Regions from separate parts of the Homo sapiens genome. Here region 2 is linked to region 1. Evidence: chromatin loops called from intact Hi-C (ENCODE). Cell type or tissue: A673. All regions are shown on one strand. Each heading gives the region's core, and the rest is flanking DNA. Links, peaks and the distances in the headings are about the cores only. Region 1 has its middle 9.8 kb from the start of RUVBL1. Region 2 has its middle 42 kb from the start of SEC61A1.

Evidence for each region. Peaks named below come from ENCODE experiments on the same cell type or tissue, not always from the same donor. Only the 100,000 strongest peaks of a DNase experiment are listed, where the experiment ranks them.
Region 2: a loop joins it to region 1, with 10 times the contacts of the local background. A loop is called at or near these places in 5 of 110 quality-filtered maps.

The regions. Positions count from the first base shown.
Region 1 is chr3:128,126,085-128,141,188 of GRCh38, reverse strand. It overlaps a transcript of RUVBL1 not described here. Among named protein-coding and RNA genes, the nearest start is that of RUVBL1, 9.8 kb to the right of the region's middle. RefSeq lists a silencer at 7,429-7,723. In A673, for the core only: a CTCF peak has its summit at 7,483 (motif pointing right); a DNase peak (open chromatin) is centred at 7,498; H3K27me3 peaks cover 530 bases.
Region 2 is chr3:128,002,609-128,017,712 of GRCh38, reverse strand. No RefSeq gene overlaps it. Among named protein-coding and RNA genes, the nearest start is that of SEC61A1, 42 kb to the left of the region's middle. RefSeq lists an enhancer at 5,668-6,168. In A673, for the core only: a CTCF peak has its summit at 6,333 (motif pointing left); a DNase peak (open chromatin) is centred at 6,382; H3K27ac peaks cover 418 bases.

The sequences.
Region 1 (15,104 bases), core at 3,915-11,914:
CATCTTCAGAATTTCTGTGCTATCTAGGGAACACCTATGACTTAATTACCATTTTTCTTTCAATTGACCTGCTTTTTTTACTTAATGAAGTATTTCTCCATACATAGAAAACCATTATAACTTACCAGAAATAGTCAGAAACCACAAAAATAAATACAATAAAAACAACAGTAGGCTTTCCAAAGAATCTTTAATAAAAAGGAAGTCTAGCAAGTACAGTCATGTGTCCCTTAATGCCAGGGATACTTTTTGAGAAATGTGTCTTTAAGTGATTTTGTCATTGCATGAACATCATAGAGTATACTTATACAAACCTAGATGGTATATATACTAGTAAATATACATTTTTTTAATCTGGAAAACTAAATGTCCCAACATCTTTACTGAATATTGAATATCAATTATTTCCCCTACTTGATCTGAAATGCCAATGTCAAGTTTCTAATCAGGTTTTTATATATGCTCCATGATAATCTTATGAGACCACTATCTTATATGTGGTCTGTCATTGACCAAAATGTTGCTATGGGACACATGACGGTATGAGGAAGGAATTAAAGGCACACTCCAGTACACTAAAACTTACTAAAAGAAAACTAAAAAGGCAATAGTGTTCTCACTATATAAATCAATGTTAGTTACTTTTATGACTTTGTACCACCTATAAGGTGTCAGCAAAATCATCTCTATCCCTTTTGGCCCCAGAAGTCAGCCCAGGTCTGAAATAATAAGCATGCCCATTAGCTTGCCAATAATTAGAAAGGTGGATAAGTCCAAATGCTGCTGAAAACGTGGGAGCAGGTGCAGGGAGTGTGCCTATAATCTAAAAGCCAGCAGCCCCACCCCTGAGTAAGCTTTGTTCTCAGGTCTATTAGCACACAAGGATGAGCCCAGATCACGCCACTGCCCTCTAGCCTGGGTAACAGAGGGAGACTCCGTCTCAAAAAAAAAAAAAACAAACAAACAAAAAAACTTGTATCATATCATATTGAGGAAGTTTTTAAAAATTTTTTAATTATATGGGTACATAGTAGGTACATACATTTAAGGAGTACATGAGATATTTTGACACAGGCATACAATGTATAATCACATCAGGGTAAATAAGGTATTCACCATTTCAAGCGTACATAATTTATTTGTGTTACAAACAACCCAATTATACTCTTTTAGTTATTTTTAAATGTACAATAAGTTATTGTTGACTATAGTCACGCTGCTGTGCTATCAAACACTAGATTTTATTCATTCTAACTATAGTTTTGTACCCATTAAGCATTCCCACTCCGCATCCCCACTACCCTTCCCAGCCTCTTGTAACCATTATTGTACTCCCTATCTCATGGGAGTACAATTAAAAATTCTTTTAATTTTTAGTGTCGACAAATGAGTGAGAACATACAAAATTTGTCTTTCTGTGCCTGGCTTATTACACTTAACATCATCACCTCCAGTTACATCCATGTTGTTGCAAGTGACAGGATCTCATTCTTTTTTATTTTCTTTATCCATTCACCTGTTAATGGACACTTAGGATGCTTCTAAATTGTGGCTATTGTGAATAGTGCTGCAGTAAACACGGGAGTACAGATGTCTCTTAGACATACTGATTACTTTTTCTCCAGATTGTCACCAGCATTTTTTATTGCCTGTCTTTTGGATAAAAGCCATTTTAACTGGAGTGAGATGATACCCATTGTACTTTTGATTTGCATCTCTCTGATGATCAGTGATGGTGAGCACCTTTTCATATGCCTACTTGCCATTTGTATGTCTTCTTTTGAGAAACACCTATTCAGATCTTCTGCCTGTTTTTTCTAAATTGGATTATTAGATTTTTTCCTATTGAGTTGTTTGAGCTCCTTATATATTCTGGTTATTAATCCCTTGTCAGGTAAATAGTTTGCAAATATTTTCCCCCATTCTGTGGGTTGTCTCTTCACTTTGTTGATTGTTTCTTTGTTGTGCAGAGACTTTTTAACTTTATATAATCTCATTTGCCCATTTGTGTTTTGGTTGTCTGTGTTTATGGGGTATTACTCAAGAAATCTTTGCCCAGAAGGATGTCCTGGAGAGTTTCTCCAATGTTTTATTTTAGTGGTTTCATAGTTTGAGGTCATAGATTTAAGTCTTTAATCCATTTTGATTTGATTTTTGTATATGGAGAGAGATAGGGGTCTAGTTTCATTTTCTCTCGTATGGCTATCCACCATTTATTGAAGAGGCTATCCTTTCACCAGTGTATGTTCTTGGCACCTTTGTCTAATGAGTTCATTGTAAATGTATGGATTTGTTTCTGGGTTCTCTATTCTATTCCATTAGACTATGTTTTTGTTTTTGTTTTTAATGCCAGAACCATGCTGTTTTGGTTACTATAGCTCTGTAGCATAATTTGAAGTCAGGTTATGTGATTGCTACAGTTTTGTTCTTTTTGCTCAGGATGGCTTTGGTTATCCTGAGTCTTTCATGGTTGCATATAGATTTTAGGATTTTTTTTTCTATTTCTGTGAAAAATGTGATTGGTATTTTTATAGGGATTGCACTGAATCTGTAGATTGCTTTGGGTAGTATGAACATTTTAACAATATTGATTTTTTCAATTCATAAACATGGACTATCTTTCATTTTTTGTGGCCTCTTCAATTTCCTGCATGTTTTATAGTTTTCACTGTAGAGATCTCTGACTTCTTTGGTTGTTTATTCTTAGTATTTTATTGTATTTGTAGATATTGCAAATGGGATTTTCTTGATTTCTTTTTCAGACTGTTCACAGTTGGCATATAGAAATGCTACTGATTTTTGCATGTTGACTTTATATCCTACAACTTTATTGAATTTGTTTATCACTTTTAACAGTTTGTGTGTCGGTGTGTTTGTGTGTGTGTGCATGTAATCTTTAGTTTTTTGTAAATATAAGATCATATCTGCAAGGAAGAATAATTTGACCTCTTTCTTTCCGATTTGAATGCCTTTTATTTCTTTGTGTTGTCTGATTGCTCTAGCTAGGACTTCCAGTACTATGTTGAATAATAGTAGCAAAGGGGCATCCTTGTCTTGTTCTGGATTATAGGGGAAAGGCTTTCAGTTTTCCCCCATTCAGTATGACACTAGCTGTGGGTCTGTTGTATATGGCTTGTATTGTGTTGAGGTAGGTTCCTTCTATGCCAAGTTTTTTGAGGGCTTTTACTATAGTAGGATATTGAATTTTATCAAATGCTTTTTCAGCACCACTTGAAATGACCATATGGCTTTTGTCCTTCATTTTATTGATATGATGTACCACACTGGTTGATTTGCATATGTTGAAACATCCTTGCATCCCTATGGTAAATCCCACTTGGTTATGATGAATGATCTTTTTAATGTGTTGTTGAATTCACATTGCTAATATTTTGTTGAGGACTTTTGCGTTAATGTTCATCAGGGATATTGGCCTGTAGTTGTCTTTTCTTCTTTTGATACGTCTTTGCCTGATTTGGGTATCAGGGTAACACTGACCTCATAAAATAAGTTTGGAAGTATTCCCTCCTCTATTTTTTGGGATAGTTTGAGGAGGATTGATATTAGTTCTTCTTTAAATGTTTGGTAAAATTCAGCACTAAAGCCATTGGGTCTCAGGTCTTTCTTTGCTGGGAGACTTTTTATTACAGCTTTGATCTTGTTACTTGTTATTGGTCTATTCAGGTTTTGGATTCCTTCATGGTTCAATCTTGGCAGGTTGTATATGTCAAGAACTTATCTATTCTTCTAGGTTTTCCAATTTATTGACATATAGTTGTTCATAGTAGTTGCTCACGATCCTTTGAATTTCTGTGGCATCAGTTGTAATGTCTCCCTTTTCATCTGTGATTTCATTCATTTGGGTCTTCTCTGTTTTTTTCTTAGTCTGACTAAAGATTTGTTGATATTATCTTTTCAAATAACCAACTCTTCATTTCATTGCTTTTTTGTATTTTTATTTCAATTTTATTTAATTCTGCTCTGATCTTCTTTTCTTTTACTAATTTTAGATTTGGTTTGTTCTTGCTTTTCTAGTTATTTAAGATGCACCAGTAAGTTATTTATTTAAAGTGTTTCAATTTTTTTTCATGTAGGCACTTATTGTTTTGTGGCCTAACGTGGTCTATCCTTAAGAATGATCCATGTGCTGAGGAGAATAATGTGTATTCTGCAGCCGTTGGAAGAAATGTTCTGTAAATATCTATTAAGTCCATTTGGTCTATAGCAGATTAAGTCCCATGTTTCTTTGTTCATGATCTTTAGGTCTAATACTATTTGCTTTCTATATGTGGTGATCGAATGTTGGATGCATATATATTTACAATTGTTATATCCTCTTGCTGAATTGGTCCCTTTATCATTATATAATGATCTTCTTTGTCTCCTTATATAGTTTTTGTCTTGAAATCTATTTTTTCTGCTGTAAGTATAGCTACTCCTGCTCTTTTTTGGTTTTCATTTGCATGGAACATTTTTTCCATCCCTTTATTTTCCATCTGTGTGTGTCTTTATAGGTGAAATATGTTTCTTATAGGCAATAGATCATTGTTTTTTTTTTTTTTTTTGACAGGGTCTCACTCTGTCACCCAGGCTGGAGTACAGTGGCATGATTATTGCTCACTGCAGCCTTGACCTTCCAGGGTCAAGTGTTCCTCCCACCTGAGCCTCCCAAGTGACTGGGACTACAGGTGCATGCCACCATGCCCGGCAAATTTTTGTATTTTTTGTAGAGATGGGGTTTCACCATGTTGCGCAGGCTAGTCTCAAACTCCTGGGCTCACCACCCACATTGGCTTCCTAAAGTGCTGGGATTACAGGCATGAGCCACCACACCTGGCAGGTCTTGTTTTTTCAATCCATTCAGCTACTCTGTGTCTTTTTATTGGAAAGTTTAGTCCATTTACATTCACTATTATTACTGATAAGTAAGGGCTCACTACGGTCATTTTGGTTTTTTTTTTCTGATTATTTGTGTCTTCTCTTCCTTCCTTTTTTCCTTCCTTCCTGTTTTCCTTTTTGTGATGGTGATTTTCTCTGGTGGTATCTTTAAATTTCTTGCTTTCTATTTTTTGTGCATGCGTTGTAGGTTTTTTAATTTGTGGTTACCATGAGGCTTGCAAATAACATCTGCATAGTTTATTTTCAACTAATGACAACTTAACACTAATTGCCAAAAAAAAGAACAAAGAGAAAACTAATTAAAAATTCTACAGTTTAACTTCATCCCCCTGCTTTTTAACTTTTTGTTGTTTCTATGATATATATCTTATTATACTGTCATGTCTTGAAAAGTTATTGTAGTTATTATTTTTGATAAGTTCATCTTTTATTCTTTCTTCTTAAGATACGAATAGTTTACACACCACAATTACAGTGCTACACTACTCTGTGGTTGTCTGTGTACGTACTATTACCAATGAGTTTTGCACCTTCAGGTGATTTCTTATTGCTCATTAACATCCTTTTCTTTCAGACTGAAGAATTCACTTTAGCATTTCTTGTAGGACAAGTCTGGTGTTGATTAAATCCCTCAGCCCTTGTTTGTCTAAGAAAGTCTTTATTTCTCTTTTATGTTTGAAGTATATTTTTGCTGGGTATGCTATCCTAGTATAAAATATTTTTTCTTCAGCAGTTTATTTATTTATTTACTTATTTTGAGATGGAGTCTTGCTCTGTAGCCCAGGCTGGAGTGCAATGGCACAATCTTGGCTTACTACAACTTCCGCCTCCTGGGTTCAAGCGATTCTCCTGCTTCAGCCTCCTAAGTAGCTGGGACTACAGGTGCATGCCGCCACACCTGGCTAATTTTTGTTCTTTTAATAGATATGAGGTTTCACCCTATTTGCCAGGCTGGTCTCGAACTCCTGACATCAGGTGATCCACCCGCCTCGGCCTCCCAAAGTGCTGGGATTACAGGCATGAGCCACCATGCCCAGCCTTCCTTTAGCACTTTCAATATGTCATGCCACTCTTTCCAGGCCTGTAAGGTTCCCACTGAGAAGTCTGCTGCCAGATATATTGGAGCTCCTTTGTATGTTATTTGTTTCTTTTCTCTTGCTGCTTTTAGGAGTCTTTCCTTATTCTTGACCTTTGGAAGTTTGATTATTAAATGTCTAGATATAGTCTTATTTGGGTTATATCTGGTGTTCTATAACCTTCTTATACTTGAATATTAATTTTTTTTCCTCTAGGTTTGGAAAGTTCTGTTTATTATCCCTTTGAATAAACTGTCTACCCTGATCTTTCTTTCTACTTTCTTTTAAGGCCAATAACTCTTAGATTTACCCTTTTGAGGCTATTTGCTAGATTTAGTAGACATGCTTCATTCTTTTTTTTAAATTTTTCCCCTCTTTGCATTTTATTTTCCTTTTCATCTTCCTCTTCTTTTTTTTTTTAGACAAAGTTTCTCACCCAGGCTGGAGTGCGGTGGTGCAATCACAGCTCACTGCTGCCTTGACCTCCCAGGCTCAATTGATTCTCTCACTTCAGCCTCCCAAGTAGCTGGGACTACAGACATGTGCCACCACACCCAGCTCATTTATTGTTATTTTTATTTTTATTTTTTGTAGAGATGGGGTTTCACCATGTTGCCCAGGCTGGTCTCGAACTTCTGGCTTCACTTGGTCTGCCACCCTTGGCCTCCCAAAGTGCTGGGATTACAGGCATGAGCCACCATGCCTGGCCACCTCTGTGTATTTTCAAATAGCCTGTCTTTTTTTTTTTTTTTTTTGACAGTTTCACTCTTGTTGCCCAGGCTGGAGTGCAGTGGCATGATCTCTGCTTACTGCAACCTCTGCCTCCCAGGTTCAGGTGATTCTCCTGCCTCAGCCTCCTGAGTAGCTGGATTACAGGCGCCTACCACCGCGCCCAGGTAACATTTGTATTTTTAGTAGAGAAGGGGTTTCACTTTGTTGGCCAGGCTGGTCTCAAACTCCTGACCTCAAGTGATCTGCCTACCTCGGCCTCCCAAAGTGCTGGGATTACAGACATAAGCCACTACGCCTGGCCAAATAGCTTGTCTTCAAGCTCACTAATGCTTCTGCTTGATCAGTTCTGCTGTGGACTGATGCATGCTTTGTATATCAACTGAATTTTTCAGCTCCAGAAGTTCTGCTTGATTATTTTTAATTATTTCAATCTCTTTGTTAAATTTATCTGATAGGATTCTGAATTCCTTCTCTGCATTATCTTGAATTTCGTTGCGCTTCCTCAAAAGAGCTATTTTGAATTGTCTGTCTAAAAGGTCACATATCTGTCACTTCAGGATTGATCACTGGTGCCTTATTTCATTTGTTTGGTGAGGTCATGTTTTCACGGATAGCCTTGATGATGTGGATATTTGTCAATATCTGGGCATTGAAGAGTTAGGTATTTATTACAGTCTTTGCAGTCTGAGCTTGTTTGTACCCATCCTTCTTGGGAAGCCTTGCCAAGCATTCAAAGGGAATTGAGTGTTGTAATCTGTCTTTGGTCACTGCAGCTGTATCTGCACTAGGGGGCACCCCAAGCCCAATAAAGCTGTGACTTTCAGCTGCATAGAGGTGCTACCTTGGTGGTCTTGGGTAAGATCTGGGAGAATTCCCTGGATTACCAGACAGAGACTCTTGTTCTCTTCCCGTACTTTCCCAGGAACAAACAGAGTCTCTCTGATAAGCTGTCTGAAGCTGGGGGAGGGATGATACAAGCACCTCTGTAGCAACACCACTGGGACTTTGTTGGGTCAGACCCAAACCCAGCCCAATACTGTGTCTCACCCAAGGGCCATGGTGACCACTGCCTGGCTACTGCCAATGTTCACTTAAGGCCTGAAAGCTCTAAAATCAGCATCTGGTGAATCTAGCCAGGCTTATGTCCTTCCCTCAGAGTGACAAGCTCATCCCCCAGCCCACGGCAGGTCCAGAAATGCCATCCAGGAGCTGGGGCCTGGAGTCAGAAACCTTAGGAATCCATTTGGTGCTCTAGTCTACTGTAGCCGAGCTGGTGCCCAAACCGCAATACAAAGTCCTTTCCACTCTTCCCTCCCTTTTCCTCATGCAGAAGAACTCTCCCTGTGGTCACAACCAACCCAGGCCTATAGCAAGAACTGCCTGGCTACCGCTGATGCTCACTCAAGATCCAAGGGCTCTCTCTTCAAGTTGTGTTGAATACTGCTGGGCCTGGGTCTCTCCCTTCAGGGCAGTAGGCTCCCCTCTGGCCCAAGGCAAGTCCAAAAATGTCACCCAGGAGCTAAGGCCTGGAATTGGGAAACCCAAAAGACCACTCGGTGCTCTACCCCACTGTGGCTGAGGTGGTGTCCAAGTTGCAAGACAAAGTCCCTTTTATTCTTTCCTTTCTTCAAACAGAAAGGGTTTCTTTCTGTGGCCATCACAACTGGGAATGTGCTGGTTCACCTGAAGCCAGCATGGCACTGGGTCTCACCCAAGGCTCGTGGTAAATACTGTCTGGCTACCACTGATGTTTATTCAAGGCCCATGCACTCTACTCAGCAGATGATGAATCCTGCCAAGTCTGGGTTTTCCTCCTTCAAGACGCTGCATTCTCTTTTGTCCCAGGGTGTGTCTAGAAATGTCGTCTGGGAGCTAGAGCCTGAAATAAGGGCCTCAGGACTCTACCTGCTGCCCCATTCTACTGTGGCTAAGCTAGTATCCAAGTTGCAAGACAAAGTCCCCTTTACTCTCCTCTCTGCTCTCCTCAAGCAGAAGGAAGGAGTCTCTCCGGGAGCTGCAAGCTGCGCTGCCTGGCTTTGGGGGAGTGGTGATGCAAGCACTCCCTTGATTGCCCTGGGTATTGTCTTGCTAGGTCACATGCACCCCACGTTCACTGGCTCCAAGCCTAGCAGAGCACCAAGATTTGCCCAGGAATTGCAGTCCTTGTGGCCTACACTGCCTTCCAAGTTTCTGTAGAACCCCAGAGCACTTTAGCCTGCGGTGATGAGGCTGGCCGGAACTCAGTTTCTGACCACTGGGATGGATGATTCCCCTCTGGCTAGGGCTTGTCTAAATGCTCTCTCCGTGGGTGCTGGTTGAATTCTGCCTTGTGTTGCTTTCTGCTGTGACAGGGCAGCACTGAGTTCCAGTACAAAGTCCCATAATCTCTCTGCCAAGTACATAGATTCTCTCTCTGTGCCATGAGGCCTCAGGCAGGGGATGAGAGAGGGGTAGTGCAGGTGAGTCAAGACTGTCTTTCCTACTCTCTTTAGTGCCTCTTTCTTTGATGTGATGTTAAAACCAGGGACTGTGACTGCTCACCTGATTTTTGGTTCTTATGAAGGTGCCTTCTTGTGTGGATAGTTTTTCAATTTGGTTTCCTGCTGGCGGCAGGTGGGGGCAATTTCTGGAGGGTGCATTTGGCCATCTTGCTCCGCCTCCCTCTCATAGGCAACTCCTAGTTGTTTTTTGGATCATGAAAGTGTATTGGATTTTGTCAAATTTTTTTTCTGAATCAGTTGAGTTGATCATGTGGGGCTTTTCCCCTTCACTCTATTAATATGGTATATTACACTGATTTTTGTATGTTAAACCACCTTTGTATTCCTAGAATAAATCCCACTGGTCATGGTGATAATCCTTTAACACACTGCTAAATTGGGTTTGCTAGAATTTTGTTGAGAATTGTTGCATCTATATTCATACAGGATCTTGATCTGTTTTTTTTTGTTGTTGTTGTTGGTTTGTTTTACAGTGTTTGTTTGTTTGTTTTGTTTTGTTTTTTGAGATGGAGTCTCGCTCTGTGACCCAGGCTGGAGTGCAGTGACGTGATCTTGGCTCACTGCAACCACCACCTCCCAGGTTCAAGTGATTCTCTGCCTCAGCCTCCCAAGTAACTGGGATTACAGGCACATGCCACCACACCCAGATAGTTTTTGTATTTTTAGTAGAGATGGGGTCTTGAACTCCTGATCTCAGGTGATCTGCCCTCCTTGGCCTCCCAAAGTGCTGGGATTACAGGTATGAACCACCATGCCCAGCCTGTTTTATAATGTTTTTATCTGGCTTTGTTATCAGGGCAGCACTGGCCTCATAGAATGCATTAGAAAGTGTTCTCTTTAGTTTTTTGGAAGAGTTTGGGAAGGACTGGTGTCTCACTTTTTCACCCAAGCTAAAGTGCAGTGGTGTGATCAAAGCTCACTACAGCCTCAAACTCCTGGGCCTGAGTGATCCTACCGCCTCAGCCTCCCAAGTAGCTAAGACTACAGGTGGGCACAATCATGCCTGGCAAATAAAATTGAAAAAAAATAAAGGCCGGGCAGGGTGGCTCACGCCTGTAATCCCAGCACTTTGGGAGGCCGAGGTGGGCAGATCACGACGTCAGGAGATCGAGACCATCCTGGATAACACGGTGAAACCCGGTCTCTACTAAAAATACAAAAAAATAGCCAGGCGTGGTGGCAGGCGCATGTAGTCCCAGCTACTCGGGAGGCTGAGGCAGGAGAATGGCATGAACTCGAGAGGTGGAGTTTGCAGTGAGCCGAGATCGCGCCACTGCACTCCAGCCTGGGGGACAGAGTAAGACTCCGTCTCAAAAATAAATAAATAAATAAATAAATAAATAAATAAATACATAAATAAATAAAATTTTTTTTTTTTTTTTTTTGTAGAGATGGGGTCTTGCTATTTCCCAACCTGGTCTTGAACTCCTGACCTCAAACAATCCTCCCACATCGGCCTCCCAAAGTGCTGAGGTTACAGGCATGAGCCATTGCTCCTGGCCTGGTGTTAGTTCTTTAAATGTTTGGTAGAAACCAGTAGTTAAGCCATTCGGCTCTAGGCTTTTCTTTATAGGGAGACTTTTGGTTACTGACTCAGTCTCCTTACTTGATTACAGTTAAGATTTTCTACTTTTTCTTGAGTCAGTTTTGGTAGTCTGTTCACAGTTTTTTTCCACAAATTTGTCTATTTCATCCAGATTATCCAATTTGTTTATAATTATTTACAGTATTCGCTTATATTCCTTTTATTTCTGTATAGTAAATAGTAATGTTCCTGCTGTAATTTCTGATTTTATCATTAGTCTTCTCTCTTGTTTTCTTAGTCAATCTAGCTAAAGATTTGTCAATTTTGTTATTCTTTTCAAAGAACCAACTTTTAGTTTTTTTATTTTCTCTGTTTTTCTGTTTCTCTATTTTGTCTCCATTTTAATCTTTTTAAAAATTTTTGGTAAAAGATACGTAGCATAAACGATACCATTTTAACCATTTTATGTGTACAGTTAGGCGGCTTTAGGTACATTCACATTGTTGTGCAACCATCACTATCATCCATCTCCAGAACTTTTTCATCTTCCCAGATGGAAACCCTGCACCAATTGAATTAGCTCTCTATTTTTCCTTTCCCCAGCCCCTGGCAACCACCATTGTACTTTTTGTCTTTATGAATTTAACTACTTCCTCATAGTGGAGCCATACTGTACTTGTCTTTTTGTGACTGGCTTATTTTACCTAGCATGATGGCTCAATATTCATCTATATTGTAACATGTCAGAATTTTCTTCTTTTTTAGGGCTTAATAATATTCTATTATATGTATATACCATCTTTTAAAAATCCATTATCTGTCAATGGATGCTTATATTGCTTCTGCCTCTTTACTACTGGGAATACTGCTATTCTCTAATCTTTATTGTTTCTTTTCTTTTGCTAGTTTTGGATTTAGCTTGTTCTTTTGTTGTTGTTGTTGTTGTTTTTCCTGGTCCCTGTAGGTGTACAGTTAGGTTATGAATTTGAGATCTTTCTTCTTTTTTATTATAGCTGTTCATAGCTATAAACTTCTCTCTTAACACTGCTTTTGCTGCATCCCATAAGTTTCGGTACGTTGTTCTTTTGTTGTCATTCATTTCAAAGTATTTTCTGATTTCCCTTATGATTTCTTCTTGACCTGTTAATTGTTTAAGAATGTATGGTTTAATTTCCACATATTTGTGATTTTTCCTTCTGTTATTGATTTCAAGTTTTATTCCATTGTGATTGGAAAAGTATTATGTATTATTTCAATTTTTAACATTTATTAAGACTCATTTTGTGGCACCCTGGACTTTTGAGATAGCAGATTCATGGGAGCAGCAAGAGTAAAAGCTACATTGCACTGGGCTGAAGCCTGGGAAGGGAAAGGGGGGCACTTGGCAAGATGAGAACTGTGCTAGGAAAGAAATGCAAGTGATGACATTAGGAGGGGGAGGAGGGAGAAAGATTGCACATATCCTGTGGGAATGATCAGGGAGGATAGATGGAAATACAAGAAAAGGAAGGTAATGGGTGGAGCAAGGCCTTTGAGAGATGGAATGGGGCCCAGGTTGCTAACCTGAGACCCAGATAGTAAAGATGCCTTGGCTAGAAGGAAGGTCATACCTGCCTTTGAGTCGCATACAAGGAGAATCCAGCAGTGCTTGGCACATAGTAGAAGCTTAGGGTAGCGCCTGAGAGTTGTTTCCCAATCTATCTTCTCCTCTCTTTACATAGGAATTGAATTTTTAACTGGGCACATATCCATCCAGTGTAAGACTACATTTCTCAGCCTCCTTTGCAGCTAGTTCTAGCTATTTGATTAAGTGCTGGCCCCTGGGATATGAGTAGAAATGATGGTGCAACTTCAATATCAAGGTTAAAGGGAAGAAGTATGTCCTCTTCTTCCCCTTTTTTCCTTCTAGTTGGTGCAAATTCAGCCCTTTTGGGAGGAGTTTGAGCAGCTATCTTGGACCACACGATAGACAATGTGTGTGGGGAGTGGCAGAGCCACATCATAGAAGGACCATAGGCCCTTACTGATTGTAAAGCCAGCCCACCTCCTGGCATGCCTGCTTGGACTTTCTGTGAGATAAAGTGACTTCTCTCTTGTTTGATCCACTGTTATTTTAGATCTCTCTGTTACTGCAGCTGAACTAATCTTTTAACTAATGTAACATTTACTGCTGGGTGCTATGGCTAATGCCTGTAATCCCAGCATTTTGGGAGGTCAAGGCAGGAGGATTGCTTGAGTTCAGGAATTCAAGACCAGCTTAGCCAACACAGCAAGACCCCTGTCTTTACAAAAAAATAGAAAAAATTAGCTGGGTGTGGTGGCGCATGCCCAGCTACTCGGGAGGCTGAGATGGGAGGATCACTTGAAGCCCCCCAAAAAACTAACACAACGTTTATGTATTTATGTATGTATGTATGTATGTATGTATGTATGTATGTATGTATGTATTTATTATTTTTGAGACAGGGTCTCACTCTGTCGCCCAGGCTGGAGTGCAGTGGCGCAATCTCGGCTCACTGCAACCTCTGCCTTCTGGGTTCAAGCAATTCTTCTGCCTCAGCCTCCCGAGTAGCTGGGACTACAGGTGTGTGCTGCCATGCCTGGCTAATTTTTGTATTTTTAGTAGAGATGGGGTTTCACCATGTTGGCCAGGCTGGTCTCGAACTCCTGACCTCAAGTGATCTGCCCACCTCGGCCTCCCAAAGTGTTGGGATTACAGGCGTGAGCCACTGCACCTGGCCAAATAACAACATTTAATCATTACTTGGGTTGCTCCAGTTGAGGCTGGAGACCATGACTGTGCAGTGGTTACAGGGCACCACTGGGTAGTTGCATCCTGCCACACACAGTAGCCCTCAGGAGGCAGTGAAGAAGGCAGAGGGAGGCTTGACCTGGGCTTGTGGGTTCAAAGTTCAGGTGTGATAGAAGTCAAGGTAAGGAGGGAGCAGAAGGGTCAGGAAACAAGTGATTGAGATAATCAAGCTTGGGCTGGAGAAAGAGAGGTCAAAGGCCTGGAGGTGAAAGAGCAAAGGTCGTGGGAGTAAGGGAATGAGAGGGTCGTGGGAGTGAGGGAATGAGAGCTGGCAGGTCTAGGGCTGTCACAGCACAATTCTGGAATGTAGTAGTCCACACAATTACTTACATATGTGTCACTACATTGATATGGATTTTCAGTACCCACAGATAGAAATCTAACTCAAACATCTTAAGCCCCAAAGTAAATGCCATGTTACACTGCAAGTAAGGCGAGGATGATGCAGGGATATAAAGGATTTCATCGGGAATCTCTTTCTGTCAGCTTTCCTTTCCTCTGTCTTGGCTTCATTCTCAGGTAGAGTCTCCCCATGAAGTAACAAAGAAGACCAGCCTGCAGATCCATTACCTACATTTTCTCTCCTGATATGTCCAGTAAATTGCCAGGACTGACTGTCATTGAACTAGCTGCTCACATTTCTGAGCCAATTACAGTGTCTGAGAGGATGGGATACTGATAGGTCAGGCCAGGGCCACGTGTTTACCACTGAAACAAACATGGGGTGTGGGGTCAGTTCGCCCAAACTACGCAGACTCAAAGTGGGAGAACGGTCATTTCCTGAAGGAAAACGAGAGTGGTGGTGCGCAGAAGTGGGATGGACGCTGGTCAGGAATAACCCTGTCCACTGCAGCAGGCCTCACTTGCTGTTTATTGGACTTGTGTAGCTTGGATACTGGCCTGCCACATTGTTTTCTGTTGAAATGAAAGAAATTGTCTGACTTTGCAGCCAGGTCCAGCATCTTTACACACTGGATCTGTGTCAGGCATTTGCTCAATTTGTGACCTTGGACAAACCCTGTCCCTTCCTGGGGCCTCAGTTCCGTCACATGTAAAATGAGAATGCTAGGCCAGATCAATGACCTTTTTTTTTTTTTTTGAGATGAGTCTTGCTCTGTTGCCCAGGTTGGAGTGCAATGGCACGATCTCGGCTCACTGCAACCTCCACCTCCTGAGTTCAAGCGATTCTCGTGCCTCAGCCTCCTGAGTAGCTGGGGTTACAGGCGCCTGCCATCACGCCCAGGTAATTTTTGTATTTTTAGTAGAGATGGGGTTTTGCCATATTGGCCGGGCTGGTTTCGAACTCCTGACCTCAGGTGATCCACCTGCCTCGGCCTCCCAGAGTGCTGGGATTACAGGCGTGTACCACCGCCCCTGGCCCATCAGTGATGTTTGAACTGTTATTTAGCACACACACACACACACACACACACACACACACAAAGGAACAACTCTGGTGGAAGTGGGGGCATGGAGCTGGTATCCTACACTCTCAGCATTCCCTGTCCCCACCCGTACTGGCCACAAAAGGATTCCACAACTGCTGGGAATGTGGTTTG
Region 2 (15,104 bases), core at 3,264-11,263, 120 kb after region 1:
GCAAAACCTTTACTCATTGATAGAGGGAAGACTTAGCTTTCCAAACAATCTGTCTCTTTTCTTTCCCTTCTTTTGTTCAGTAGTTTATTCAAAAGGCAAATGAAAAGCTTCATTATCTGTTAATATGCATGAAAATCTTGTTCAAGAGAGAAAGCTAAACTTCACTCTTGCATTAGTTTACTATTAATGTTAACCCCAATTTTTAATAAAACCTTACAGACAAATCTTTCCAATCTTAATCAGTTTGACCATAAGATGAGATTATCATAAACCTTTTGTAACCCTTTACAAAGTTTTGTTAAAGAGCAGATCAGGCAGGGCACTGTGGCTCATGCCTATAATCCCAGCACTTTGGGAGGCCAAGGCGGGCAAATCACCTGAAGTTGGGAGTTTGAGACCAGCCTGACCAACATGGAGAAACCCCATCTCTACTAAAAATAAAAAATTAGCCAGGTGTGGTGGCACATGCCTATAATCCCAGCTACTTGGGAGGCTAAGGCAGGAGAATTGCTTGAACCCAGGAGGCAGAGGTTACGGTGAGCCCAGATCTCAGCATTGCACTCCAGCCTGGGCAACAAGAGTAAAACTCTGTCTCAAAAAAAAAAAAAAAAAAAAAAAAAAAAAAGAACAGATCAGTGATTTAAGGAAACCCTGTTTGTGCCTTTATTTTGATGTTCAATTTATGGAAAAATTGGAAAATACTCCTTTAAATTTAGTCAATATGTTCACATACAGAATTTTTTTTAACAACATTAATTTTTACAAAACTTCCACAACTTGTTCAAACCTTTAGCTTATTCTTATCTAAAACAATCCTTTAGCTCTCTAAACTATGCAAAAATTTACATTCCCATGCTTTCTTAGAATCTTTTACCAAAAACACATTTCATTCTCCTCACACACCTTGCATGTAAAACTATTTCTTCAGTAGTCTCAATCACGTGTTACAATGGTAACTCTTAGCAACTTTTACTTTTGGTGCATAAATTTTCTTTCACAAATCCTTTCACAATGTACACAAGCCATCTACAACATGCATGGACTTTCTGACTTGTCCTAAACATCCCTCTTTTTAAACAACAAGTTATTTTACTGGTTGTCCCCAGGCCTTATTTGGATTTTTTTTTTTTTTTTTTTTTTTGGAGACAAAGTCTCACTCACTCTGTCACCCAGGCTAGAGTGCAGTGGTCTGATCTTGGCTCACTGCAACTTCTGCCTCCCAGGTTCAAGTGATTTTTCTGCTTCAGCCCCCTGAGTAGCTGGAATTACAGATACATGCCACCACACCCAGCTAATTTTTGTATTTTTCATAGAGACATGGTTTCTCCATGTTGGCCAGGCTGCTTTCGAACTCCTGGCCTCAAGTGATCCACCTGCTTTGGCTTCCCAAAGTGCTGGGATTACAGGTATGAGCCATGTGCCTGGCCCTTATTTAGAATCTAATGCTCCAAAGTAGGTAAATTGAATAATTTTCAAAAGCCTAAGAAGCAGTTTATGACCTTAAAGCATTTAGCAAATCAAATATCTAACCTGCCTAATTTAGACCAAATGTCTTTATTTTACCAATAGTCTTTAAAGCTGTTTTTATTTCCCCAAGATTACTAAAGTTATGTGAACTAAGACATTACAGTTTTTACTTTTCTGCCAAAATATTTGATTTAAGTGCTTAGTTTTCTTAAAGCCAATTAATTAGAGCTCTTTTATATAAACATCACACACACAACACATATATAACTGCACAGACAGACAGAAGTAGTTGTAAGATTTTTCATTTGCCAATTTTTAAGTTGTGTGTATGCGTGTGTGTGTTTTTTGTCTTGAGACAGAGTCTCACTCTGTCACCGAGGCTGGAGTGCAGTGGCGTGATCTTGGCTCACTGCAACCTCTGCCTCCTGGGTTCAAGCGATTCTCCTGCCTCAGCCTCCTAAGTAGCTGGGATTACAGGTGTGTACCACCACACCAGGCTAATTTTTTGGATTTTTAGTAGAGACGGGGTTCCACCATGTTAGCCAGGCTGGTGTCAAACTCCTGACCTCGTGATCCACCTGCCTCAGCCTCCCAAAGTGCTGGGTTTACAGGCATAACCCACTGTGCCCAGCCAAGTTTTAAGTTTTTTAAGTTGGATTACTGGCTTTAGAGTGGAGTCCTAGGGTGGAAGAACAGGGCCAGGAAAGCCTGCAATTTCTAGAGCCTAATAAGCAGGCACAGTTGGAAGGGAAAAACAGATCCCATTTTTACACCAGATCCTGGATCCTAAAAAGAACAGAGCCTTAGATTTTGAGGAGGATCTATCCATTTCCAATTCCTGAGGTTCCATGAGGAAAAGGGATTTTTTTCCAAAACAGGTCTCTGGAGCCTCCTGTTTTTCCCAAGGAGTCCCAGGCTGTTAGAGCTTTAATATCCAGTTTTAATTAAGCTGACTTTTAACTATAGTGCTCTTTTTAAAATTCCTTTTAAATCTTTTATTATGCAGCCTTGCCTAGGCCAAATGCACAGTATTTCTGTGCTCAGAGAAAGGAAAATTTAAGATGGTTCATGGAGGGGAAGAGAATCAACAAATGGTAAGGATTACACAGATATCAAACCAGAAAGTACTCATTTCCTAAGGGAATTGAACCCTGAACCTGGGCCTCCATTATGAAAAGGGAAAGCATGGCCACATGGTTATAAGGTCAGGCTCCCAAGGACATGACTGACCAGTTTTCTGGGCCATCTTGAACAGTGGGTTTATGGTGTCCTAGACACATGCTTTATCCTAAGGTACTCCCTTTCACGACAGAACAATACAGAAAGACACATAAAGCACACCAGGTTCACTACAGCTTAAGACCAGCCTCAGAATTCTTTTTTGTGTTAATCAAAACTTTAGAGAGGAGATAAACAGTGATTTTTACCATTTATTTAACCAGTTTTCACAGAGAGAGAAAGGTCAGAGTCCGACTGGTAATAAATTCTTACCCTTTTGCGGGCATGCCAGGCTCCTGGGTTCCCTTTCCCTGAGCAACCCTAGTGACCCTGCTTGCCACACTATAGCCCTGGGGGCCAAGCCACATCATAAAGGAAAATCATCTTTTTTTGTTTTATGGAATCAGGCAAAAGCCTCTCAGTTTTGCAAGTTGCTGCTCAAGGGGTTGCATGGGGTAACCCAATTAACATTTTTCATTCTGGCCAGAGGAAAATATGAGTGACAAAACATAGACATTGGCCACGCTGTTTAGCACCCAATATTGAACTGGCAAGGCTTGCCCTCAGTTGGACCCTGTCATCTTTAATCTATTTTTAACCAAGAGGGACTTTACTGAGGGGAGGCCCTCTAACTCAATCCCATCCTTTACTCAAGTAAAATGTACCCCATTACTTATCCAAAGTCAGCCAATTGGTGCTGCAGTGTATTTCCTTTGGATCAGGATTCCTGTGCCTAATATATAAACTGGAAGGAACTCAGTTTTTCAGAAATTAAGAATTCCGGCTGGGCATGGTGGCTCATGCCTGTAATCCCAGCACTTTGGGAGGCCAAGGCGGGTGGATCACCTAAGGTCAGGAGTTCAAGACCAGCCTGGCCAACATGGCAAAACCCCATCTCTACTAAAAATGCAAAAATTAGCCAGACATGTTGGTGAGTGCCTGTAATCCCAGCTATTCAGGAGGCTGAGGCAGGAGAATCACTTGAACCCAGGAGGTAGAGGTTTCAGTGAGCTGAGATGGTGCCATTGCACTCTAGCCTGGGCGACAGAGCGAGACTGTCTCAAAAAAAAAAAATTGTGAAAAGGTACCCCTGTATAGGGCACTCACCAGGGATGGAGCCTTGTGGGACTGGAAGTCGCCCTGGGTGAGTCAGTGAGTCGGTGAGTGAGTGGTAAGTGAACCTGAAGGCCTAGGGCAGTACTGTGCACTATAGCAGACTTTATAAATGTGTGTACTTAGGCTACACAAATTTATAAAATATATTTTATTTCTTCAATAACAAACTATGTTTAGCTTACTGTAACATTTTTACTTCAGAAACTTTTCAATTTTTTTAACTTTCAACTCTTTTTTTTTTTTTTTTTTTTTTTGAGACAGAGTCTCGCTCTGTCACCCAGGCTGGAGTACAGTGGCGCAATCTCAGCTCACTGCAACCTCCACCTCCAGGGTTCAAGCAATTCTCCTGCCTCAGCCTCCCGAGTAGCTGGGGTTACAGGTGTGCGCCACTATGCCCGGCTCATTTTTGTATTTTTAGTAGAGATGGGGTTTCACCATGTTGTCCAGGCTGGTCTTGAATTCCTGACCTTGTGATCTGCCCGCCTTGGTCTCCCAAAGTGTTGGGATGACAGGCGTGAGCCACCATGCCCAGCCACTTTCAACTCTTTTGTAATAACACTTAACTTAAAACACAAACACATTGTACAATCATACACAAATATTTTCTTTCTTTATATTCTTATTGTATAAACCTTTTTCTATTAATTTTTTTTTTTTTTTTTACTTCTTAAACATTTTTTTCAGAAACTAAGACACAAACACACACATTAGCTGAGACCTGCTACACAGGGTCCCGATCAGTGATATCATTACCTTCCACCTCCAACTCCTGTCCCACTGGAAGGTCTTCAAGGACAGTAACACTAATGGAGCCGTCACCTCCTGTGATGACAATGCCTTCATCTGGAATCCCTTCTGAAGGACCTGCCTGAGGCTGTTTTATCACTAACTTTTTTTTTAATAAGTAGGAGTATGCTCTAAAATAATGATTAAAAAGTAAAATACAGTAAATACATAAACTGGTAATGTTACTGGAAAGGGGTCATGATCCAGATGCCAAGTGAGGATTCTTGGATCTCGGGCAAGAAAGAACTCGAGGCGAATCTGTAGAGTAAAGTGAAAGCAAGTTTATTGGAGAAGCGAAGAAACAAAAGAATGGCCACTCTGTAGGCAGAGTAGCCCTGAGGGCTGCTAGTTGCCAATTTTTATGGTTATTTCTTGATGATATGGTAAATAAGGGATGGATTATTCTTGTCTCCCCTTTTCGACCATGTAGGATAACTTCCTGATGTTGCCATGGCATCTGTAAATTGTCATGGCGCTGGTGGGAGTGTAGCAGTGAGGACGAACAGAGGTCACTCTCATGGCCATCTTGGTTTTGGTGAGTTTTGGCCGACTTCTTTACTGCAACCAGTTTTATCAGCAAGGTTTTTATGACCTGTATCTTGTGCCGACCTCCTAATTTATCCTGTGACTTAGAATGCCTTAACTGTCTGGGAACGCAGCGCAGTAGGTCTCAGCCTTATTTTACCCAGTCCCTACTCAAGATGGATTTGCACTGGTTTCAATGCCTCTGACAGTAACACAGTCGTTTATTAATAGGATCAAGTATTATGTACTGTACATAATTGCATGTGCTGGGCTTTCATCCGACTGGCAGTGCAGTGGGTTTGTGTACACCAGCATCACCACACACAGAGAGGAATGTGTGCGATGACGTCATAGCTGATGTGACGTCACTAGGCGAGGGGGATTTTTAGGTCCTTTTTTTTTTTTGAGACGGAGGCTTACTCTGTTGCCCAGGCTGGAGTGCAGTAGCACGATCTCGATTCACTGTAACCTCCGTTTCCCGGGTTCAAGCGATTCTCCAGCCTCAGTCTCCCGAGTAGCTGGGATTACAGTCTCACGCCACCACACCCAGCTAATTTTTGTATTTTTAGTAGAGACGGGGTTTTGCCATGTTGGCCAGGCTGGTCTTGAACTCCTGACCTCAGGTGATCCACCCGCCTCGGCCTCCCAAAGTGCTGGGATTACAGGCGTGAGCCACCACGCCCGGTCCCATTATCATCTTATGGGACCACAGTCATAGATGCAGCTCGTTGCTAAGTGAACTGTGATGCAAGGCACATGCACGTGCTTAGTTCTGTTGCTACACAGAGTGTATAGGAAAAAACTGGTTTGTCCCTCCCATCCCCGATTCCAGCTTCAGTTCCACCAGTCCTAGAGGTGTGCACTGAACCGGCTTTTTAGGACACTCTCCCGCTCCCACCGCCGCCATAGACACATATCTTAAACACACACATGTCATTGGGAAAATGATTAAAAACAAAATCTGTCAACCCAGAAAACCTCTCCACAAAGGTAACAGGAAGTTAGTTTTGCTACAACTAGACAGCAGTGTGCATCACAGACAGTCGGCTAAAGAGATTGCAAAGAAAAAGAGCTTTCATAGCCTGGCAGACACCACCCACTCCATACGTGCTAATTTCCCAAATGCCTCCTGTCTTTTGACAAGAAGTTTACTTCCTGAAGCGAGCACCTGGGCCTCACACTCCTGAGGATGGGGGAGATCCGGCGCCACCTCCTGGCTGTTTCCAAGGCGGAGAGAAGGAGCCCGGGGCTGCAAAACCTGTCAGAGGATCCCAGACTGAGGCGGACTCAGGGAGGTTTCCCACGCCTAAGATTTCATCCCTAACCAATCAGCGATCACCACTCCAAAACCCTTGAAAGCCCCCCCCAACTCCTCAGCGAGATTGAGTGATAACTCAATCTCCAGGGTGGCCGGCCTCGGGTCATAAACTATTTCTTTACTGCAATAATAATGATACAATAAAATAAATTTACATACATCTCAAGGAGACAGAGGTAGCGTTTACAATTTCAGCTTTATTAAAGGAAGTAGGAAGTGGGAGGGGGTGCCTTATTCCCTTTCTTTGCACCGGAAAAAATACAATTTTTTTCTCTAGATTTGTGTTTACCAACAACACACACACATACTCATATACACACATATGTACATATACCCCATTCACACACAGATATACACAATATATGTACACTCATGAACACACACACACACACACGTATGCACACCAGTTTGGGCCATAGTACCAAAAGACAGTTCCAAATTCCATAATCCTGAAAGCTGAAATCCTGAAAGATCAAAATCCCTAGAGTATAGAATCTTGAAAATCAAAATTTCAAAAGATAAAAATCCCCGAAACGTAATTCTGGAAAAAATAATTTTAGAATTCTCTAAAAGACATTTATTAACATTTTTAAAAGGGGATTTATCTGCGCAATAAATAAATGTGCCTGTTTACACCGAGAACAGATCTTTCCCCTGATCCAGTCAGACTCACGCACTCGTCTCCCCTGGAAACGCGCTCACAGACACCCCCAAAATAATGCCTACCAGGTTTCTCAAGTCTACAGCAGAGCCAGGCTTGTCAACTTGGCACCCAAACACATCTCCTTAAACCACACTGAATTTCCAAACAAAGATAACAAAGCAATAGTTCCACCCAACATGCAACCAACATGATGCAATGATCCTGAAATGCACTAATCCTTTTCCTAGAATTTGACTTTGAGGATTTCAACATCTGGAGTTTTGATCTTTCAGGATTTCAACACTCGAGATCGTGGCATCCAGGATTGTGTCATGGGAGATTATGATTTTCACCAATACATACCCACAACTATACATACACACGTATACACACCTGCCACACACAATGTGCCCACACTCATCCATATAGCACCCCCTCATACATTCACACATGGATGTGTGTGTTCAGGGCCTTGTCCACACCCCACCAGCAGAGCCAGGGTGTGAGCTGAGTTCTTCACCTGCCTTTGGCACTGGGCATTGCACCATGGAGGCTGTCTCTCCTCAGTGGAGGGGAGGAGGATGGTAATGATGCGCTTTATCTATATTAATGCAGGGGACCCTTACATAGCCCACAAGCACTAGCACAGCCTCATTTTACAGATGGGGCAACAGGGCCCAAAGGAACTCAGCTAGCTTTGCTTTACTGTGTGTAGGCAGCCACGCATTCTGCTGTGTGTGTGCACCAGGGCATATTTCACCAGTCCCACTCTCTGCTGTGCAAGATTCCGGCACTTACATCTGTAATCCCAGCACTTTGGGAGGCTAAGGTGGACCGATCGCTTGAGGTCAGGAGTTTGAGACCAGCCTGGCCAACATGGTGATACCCTGTCTCTACTAAAAAATACAAAAAATTAGCCTGTGTGGTGGTACACACATCTGTAATCCCAGCTACTTAGGAGGCTGAAGCACAAGAACCACTTGAACCCAGGCGGCAGAGGCTGCAGTGAGCTGAGGTCATGCCACTGCACTCCAGCCTGGGTGAGGGTGACAGAGTGAGACCCTGTCTCAAAAAAAAAAAAAAAAAAAGATCCCGGCACAGAAGGGATATCCCGAGGTCCCAGCCTGCGCTCTCTGAGCAGGCCAGAGGAAAGAGCACCAGACCCAGAGGCAGGGTGGGTTTGCATCTGGTTCTGCTCTAGCTCCAGGTGTGGCCTTGCATAAGCCTTCTTTCTTGGGCCTATGGTATGTGAGGCTGGGCTCCAAGGGCTGCTGGCTCAGATGCCCCTGAAATGGACAGCCATCAGCACCCAAGCAGTGGGCCACCCAGCATTGCCCTCAGTGGCTCAGGAGGCCAAGGAACGTTCCTGTCGCAACTGAGGGAAGCCGCTGGCCTTAAGAGCATGGAGGGCCTCTGCTTCCTGAGGATACAGTTTGTCCTTGTCCCTCCCTTGTCCTGATCCCTCTCTCCTTTTAGTTATTAATTCTGGCTCAGAGTTTATATTATCATAAACCGGTGTAAACACAAGGCACAGCTGTGCCATATGGTAATCTATGGTTACCTTCCCTCTCCTATGTAGCATTTTATTTTCTCTAGGGTTAATAATCATATGATGATTATTATTTTTCCTTGCACTTCACCTCTGTGTTCCGAGAGACTCCGGAGCAGTGCCTGGAATTTGGTAGATGCGCAGCAAAGGTGTATGGCAAAGAGGAGCGAGTGCTGGCATCGGAGCCGAGCTGGGGCACGCAGGTGACTGGATGCTGCTCTCTGTGCATCTCCAAATGCCTCTTCTCCACAACAATCTGTGAGACTCTCCTCATCCCTTTTTTGTTTTGCAGAGGAGGAGACTGAGGCACAGGCAGAACCAAGGTCACACAGTGAGTGCCTGGCAGAGCAGGTGGTACTGGGTGTGGTCCTGCCTCAGCCTCCCAAGTAGCTGGAACTACAGGCATGTGCCACCGTACTGGGCTAATTTTTGTATTTTTTATAGAGATGAGGTTTCACCATATTGCCCAGGCTGGTCGTGAACACCTGGGCTCAAGTGATCTGCCCGTCTTGGCTTCCCAAAGCACTGCGATTACAGGCGTGAGCCACTTCACCCAGCCTTGTTCCATTCTTTTTAACAGGTCTACAATAGTCTGTGAATTAGGACAACGTGACTTATTTAGCTAATCTGTTATTGATGCTCATTTAGGCTGGACAAATTCTTTCAAAGGTAGCTCAGCCCAAACTCATTAGCAATTAGAGAAATGCAAATCAAAATAACAAGGAGGTGTCATTTTACAGCTATCCTATTGACTAACATTAGAAAGGTGGGTAATGGCCGGCGCGGTGGCTCATGCCTGTAATCCCAGCACTTTGGGAGGCTGAGGCGGGCAGATCACGAGGTCCGAAGATCGAGACCATCCTGGCTAACACAGTGAAACCCTGTCTCTACTAAAAATACAAAAAAAAAAAAAAAAAAAAAAAAAAAGCTGGGCGCGTTGGCGGGCACCTGTAGTCCCAGCTACTCGGGAGGCTGGGGCAGGAGAATGGCGTGAACCCGGGAGGCGGAGCTTGCGGTGAGCCGAGATGGTGCCGCTGCACTCCAGCCTGGGCGACAGAGTGAGACTCTGTCTCAAAAAAAAAAAAAAAAAAAGGTGGGTAATGCAGAAAGTGGAAAGGTGTGGAGCCAGTGGACCCTTGTGTCTTGAGGGCAAGTGTGGCCAGCGCAGCCATCCTACAGAGGGAGCTGGCAAACCATGGCCAATTAAGTCTGAGCCAGCCACCACTGCCCTGGGGACGTACCCAGGAGAGAAACGAATTCACACCCTAGCCTTCCAGGAGGCATGTGTGAGCATGTTATTGCTGCATTGTTTAGAGGGGAACTGGGGACAATGTGAGTGTTGGTCCATAGGGGACTGAGCTCTTGAGATGTGGTTCATCTGAAGTGAGACGTGCTGTGAGTGTAAAATACACACTGGATTTCGGGGACCTAGTATGAAAAAAAGAATGCACGATATCCCATCATATTTGTATATTTTATATAGTTATTATATGCTTATATATTTATATTGGTTATGGGTTCAAATGACAATATTTTGGTTATATTGAGTCAGATAAAGTATATTATTTATAAAAGTATGTAAATTAACTATAATTAATATAAATTAATTGCACTCATTTCCTTTTACTTTTTAAAATGTGGCTACTGCATACTTTAAAGTCGCAGACGTGGCTGGGATTCTGCTTTCCTGGACAGCACTGGGTGAGAATTCTGCTCCATGAGGAGCCCGGAGAGACTGATCACAGGATCCGTGGGTGGAGTTTCGACAGGCAGGGAGCAGGGACCCAGCCAGAGGCTGGGCAGGTCTGGGCCCTCCTTCCCCACGGAAACCGCTAGGAACAGCCTGAAATAGCTACCGGGCACTCTGGAAGGCAGTCACTGTGTGGGCAGGGGGTGGACCCTGCTACGGAGAAGAATACACTAGGGGGAGGGAGAGGACCTGCAGCGTTGAATCCTGAGCGCATGGGTGGGGAAGGGCCCCGAGAAGGGGGAAAGACTTGGGAGAGGTGCAGGAACTGGTATTGGGATGTCTGGGGGAAGAAGGTTCTAGAGGAAGAACAGCTAAGCCGCACATGGCGGCGGAGGACCAACCAGAGGAATCCGGAGAGTGGGGTGAGGTGGGGCCAGAGTGCTGACGGCCTTACACACCTCCCTAGGGACCTCGGCCTCTGGGAGCCGGAGCCCTGGGACCTGCTGCACCGTCCAAGATTCCCTCTGGCTGCAGTGCGGGAAACCAGGGAAGGTGGGAGGCCTCTGCCATGGTCCAGGCAACAAACAAAGGTGGCCGGGGCCTGGCTCTGAACGGGCTTTGCGGATGCTCCACCTGGCGTCCTCTTCAAGGAAGGTTTGTTGCCCGGCTGTTGGCAGGCTTCGCCCAGAGGTCAGGGCTGGTCCTGGCTCAGGACCCATCCGGAGCTCCCTGAGGGGCCGCAGCCCTGTTCATTCCTCCCTCAGCCCATCCCACCTCCTCCTCAGCCCTTCTGCAAGCTCCCTGCCCACCCAGCTCCATCCCAAAGACGGCTTCCCACCCCCCTCTTCCAAGTGCCCAGGGGGCGGGGGGAAGGGGGTGGTGGCGGGGAAAAAAAGGGGGAGTGCCTGGGAAGGAGGGTCAGGATGACGCTGAGACTTTGTCCTGAGCTGCCATCAGCTGAGCTGCCTGGGGGCCTCTCCTCCCGCCTGCCTCCCAGCTGGGGATGAGGTGGCCTCAGCTCCTTTCTTCTACTTTTATTGATCACAGAGGCACGATGGCCCCAAGGCTGGCATCGTGTGTACAACAAGGGCTGGGAAATGTGTCTGCCTGAGAGGAGGGCCAGGCATAGCTGGGTTTCTCAGCAGGTGTGTAACACTCCTTAGCAGGCTGGGCTCTGTTTTGTTGTGTTAAAGGGTAAAGCCCGGTGCAAAAGGCCCCGGTCGCCGGTCCCTCTGGTCCCAGCATTTGGCCCTTGCAGCAGGCAGCAATTTGGGTGGGCTGCTTCTTGGAGGGTCGCCAGGGGGTGCCCCTCCCCTCAGTGCGCCTGGGAATCACAGTGACAGCGTTGGTCCTCTGCCTCTCAACCCCATCCCTACTGCCAGAGGGCAGAAAGCCCAGGTTGTGCCTAGGTGTTTTTTTTTTCTTTTTTCTTTTTTCCGGCATTTGTGATCCCTGCTTCCTGACCCAGCAACAGGGGATGGCCCATTCCTTTGTAGGTTTGCTTACTGTATGGAAACGCAAACAAATGGGGCTGCTTGCCCCTTTTTCTGTGTCCCCACTCCCTGGGAAGGAGCCTGCACTACCTTCCTCTCCCTCGCTTCATCCTTCCCAGGGCTGCAAACTGATACCCCGTAGGCCAAATGTGGCAAGAGGGCTGTGTAGTATTAAATTTGTAAGAATTCATTGTCAACACTTAAAAATTGGAATGTTTGGCCAGGCGGGGTGACTCATACCTGTAATCCCAGCACTTTGGGAGGCTGAGGCAGGGTGATCACTTGAGATCAGGAGTTCGAGATCAGCCTAGCCAACATGGTGAAACTCCATCTCTTCTAAAAATACAAAAATTAGCCGGGCATAGTGGCAGGCACCTGTGATCCCAGCTACTTGGGAGGCTGAGGCAGGAGAATTGCTTGAACCCGGGAGGCGGAGGTTGCAATGAGTGAAGATCGCACCACTGCACTCCAGCCTGGGGACAGAGCGAAACTCTGTCTAAAATAATAATAATAATAATAATAATAATAATAATAATAATAATAATATTGGAATGTTTGCCTTGGGCAATGCCATCTTGGGGTCAGAAACCTCGAAATGGGATCTCTTGGGACAGACCCAGGCATGGCTTCCAATGAACATATGGGCGTGGCATAGTGTGGTGGGTCAGGACTCCGATCCCAGAGTTTGAATCCCGGCTCCAGCAGTGACTAGCTGTGCATCTTGGGCAAGGGACGTGATCTCTCTGTGCCTCTGTCTCCTCACTTGTGACTTGGAATTATTGTTAGAACTGCCTCTTAGAGTTCTGAAGATCAATTGAAACAATGCCTGCCCCAGGTGTAGCGCAATCGCTGCTGCATGAAACTCAGTCATAGGTGTGCCACAGCTGCTCTGAGCATGCAGCACTGCCTTCTCCACCTGGTCCCTGTGGCACCTGCGTCTCTGATCCCAGGCCTAAATGTCTCCTAGGCCTATCTCTGTCCATCCATCGCCACTGCCTGGTTTTGAGGCGGCGCTGACCCCAGGACGGGGCTGGGTAGAGGCAGGCTGGCCCTCCGGCAGCAGCTGTGTGTATTCAGTCCTGGCAGTTGGGCTCTGGTCCAGCCCCTGTTCTTGCCTGCTGTGGGTGCCTGACTGCCCTTTGCTTGAGAAATCCAGTATTTTAGGATTTAGGCTAAGAAAAGCATCAGAGTTGGAGGCAAAGCTTTATACGTAAAGAAGTTTGCTGTGGTGTTACTTGCAAGTGCAGGAAATCAGAAACCAGCGGAACAACAAGCATGAAGATGACCATGATGAGGATGACGGTGGTGACGATGGTAGCATGTCAGCATGCACCGTCAGCTCCCCTCTCCAGGAGCCAGCCCATGTGCTCTGGTGTAGGACCCTTTGAGTCCTCACAACAACACTAGAAGGCAGCTCTATGTCACAGATGAGGAAGTTGAGGCACAGAGAGGGTGAGTTGCCTGACTGAGAACCTCAATCCCCAACCACCCTGCCTCACACGTCTCTGAATGTGGCCGGATTCCAAGAACCCACATGAATCCACGAGGCAGTCTACGCAGCTGCAGAGAGTGCTTATGAGGAGGAGAAGGTGCCCAATGTGATGTGGAGGTTATATTTTATGCTCCTTTTATTCTACTGAAAATTTCAAATGTACATAGAAGTAGAGGGACTGTATAATGCGTGTACCCAGCATCTGGCCCCTAAAGTCATCATCCTTGGCCAGTCCTGTTTCACCTGCACCCACCCATGTTCAAGTCTTCCAGTCCATGAACATGGCGTGTCTCTCTATTTGGGCCCTTAGAAATCACTGTCAGTAATACCTTGCAGTTTTCAGTGAATAGTTCTTGCTCATATGTTGTTAAATGTATCCCTTATTATTTTTTGTGTTTTTGATTCCATCTAAGGGCTAAAAGTTTTAAATTTCATTTACTAGTGGGTCATTTCCAGTTTATAAAAATACATTTCTTTGTAGATAGACCTTGTATTTTATGATCTTTCTAAATTTATTAACTGGTTTCACTAATTTCTGACCCTTTTCTAATATAAGCATTTATTTATTTATTTTGAGACGGAATCTCGCTCTGTTGCCCAGGCTGGAGTTCAGTGTCATGATCTCAGTTCACTGCAGCCTCTGCCTCCCGGTTTCAAGTGATTCTCCTGCCTCAGCCTCCCGAGTAGCTGGGATTGCAGGCGTGTGCTACCCTGCCCGGCTAATTTTTGTATTTTTAGTGGAGAAGGGGTTTCACCATGTTGGCCAGGCTGGTCTCGAACTCCTGGACTCAAGTGATCCAACCACCTCGATCTCTCAAAGTGCTGGGATTACAGGTGTGAGCCACCGCACCCTGCCATGATGTAAGCATTTAAAGTTGTAAAGTTCACTATAAAAACTGATTTAGCTGCTTCTCATAAATTTGATAGGCTACGTTTTTATTTTTACAGAGTTAAAAATATTTCTAATTTCTCTTATGATCTCTTCTTTGACCCATGGGTAATTAAAAGTGCTTTGTTCAATTTCCAATTGTGAGGGATTTAAATGATATCTAATTGTTACTGATTTCTTTTTAAACTATATTTTAGTTAGAGAACATACTCTGCCTGTTTTTAGCGTTTAACATTTATGAAACTTGTTTTGTGGTCCAGCATATGGTTTATTTCGATGATGGCTCTATGTGCGCTGAGAATGGACATTCTGCCATTGTTAAGCGTGAGATGGTTAAATTGGCTGACCGTGTTCGAGTCTTCTGTGTCCTTATTGGAAGAGGAGTGTGGGAATCATGCATGAGAATTGTGGATTTGTCTGTTTTTCCTTTCAATTCTGCGTGAGAATCACACATGAGAATTGTGGGTTTGTCAGTTTTTGTTTCATGCGTTTTGAAGCTTTGTGATTAGGCAGATGCACATTTAGGATTATGATGTCTTTGTGATAAATTCACACCTTTATCATTAAGAAACATCTCTATCCCTGGTAATGTTTGCCCTGAAGTCTACTTTGTCCGACAAGAATATAGGCACTCCGGCTTTTGAAAAAATGACTAGTGCTTGCATGATATATCTTTTCTATCTTTTTATAGTTTATTTGTGTCTTTATATTTAAAGTAAGTTTCTGGTAGAGAGCATACAGGTAAGTCTCACTTTTTTTGTCCAGTCTGATATCTGATTTTCCAAGTCCCTCGATTATTTATACTGAATGCAGGTATCCTTATGTCTGTATTTATACCTGCCATCCTGCTCTTTTTTGAGACGGAGTCTCACTCTGTCGCCCAGGCTGGAGTGCAGTGGCGCGATCTTGGTTCACTGC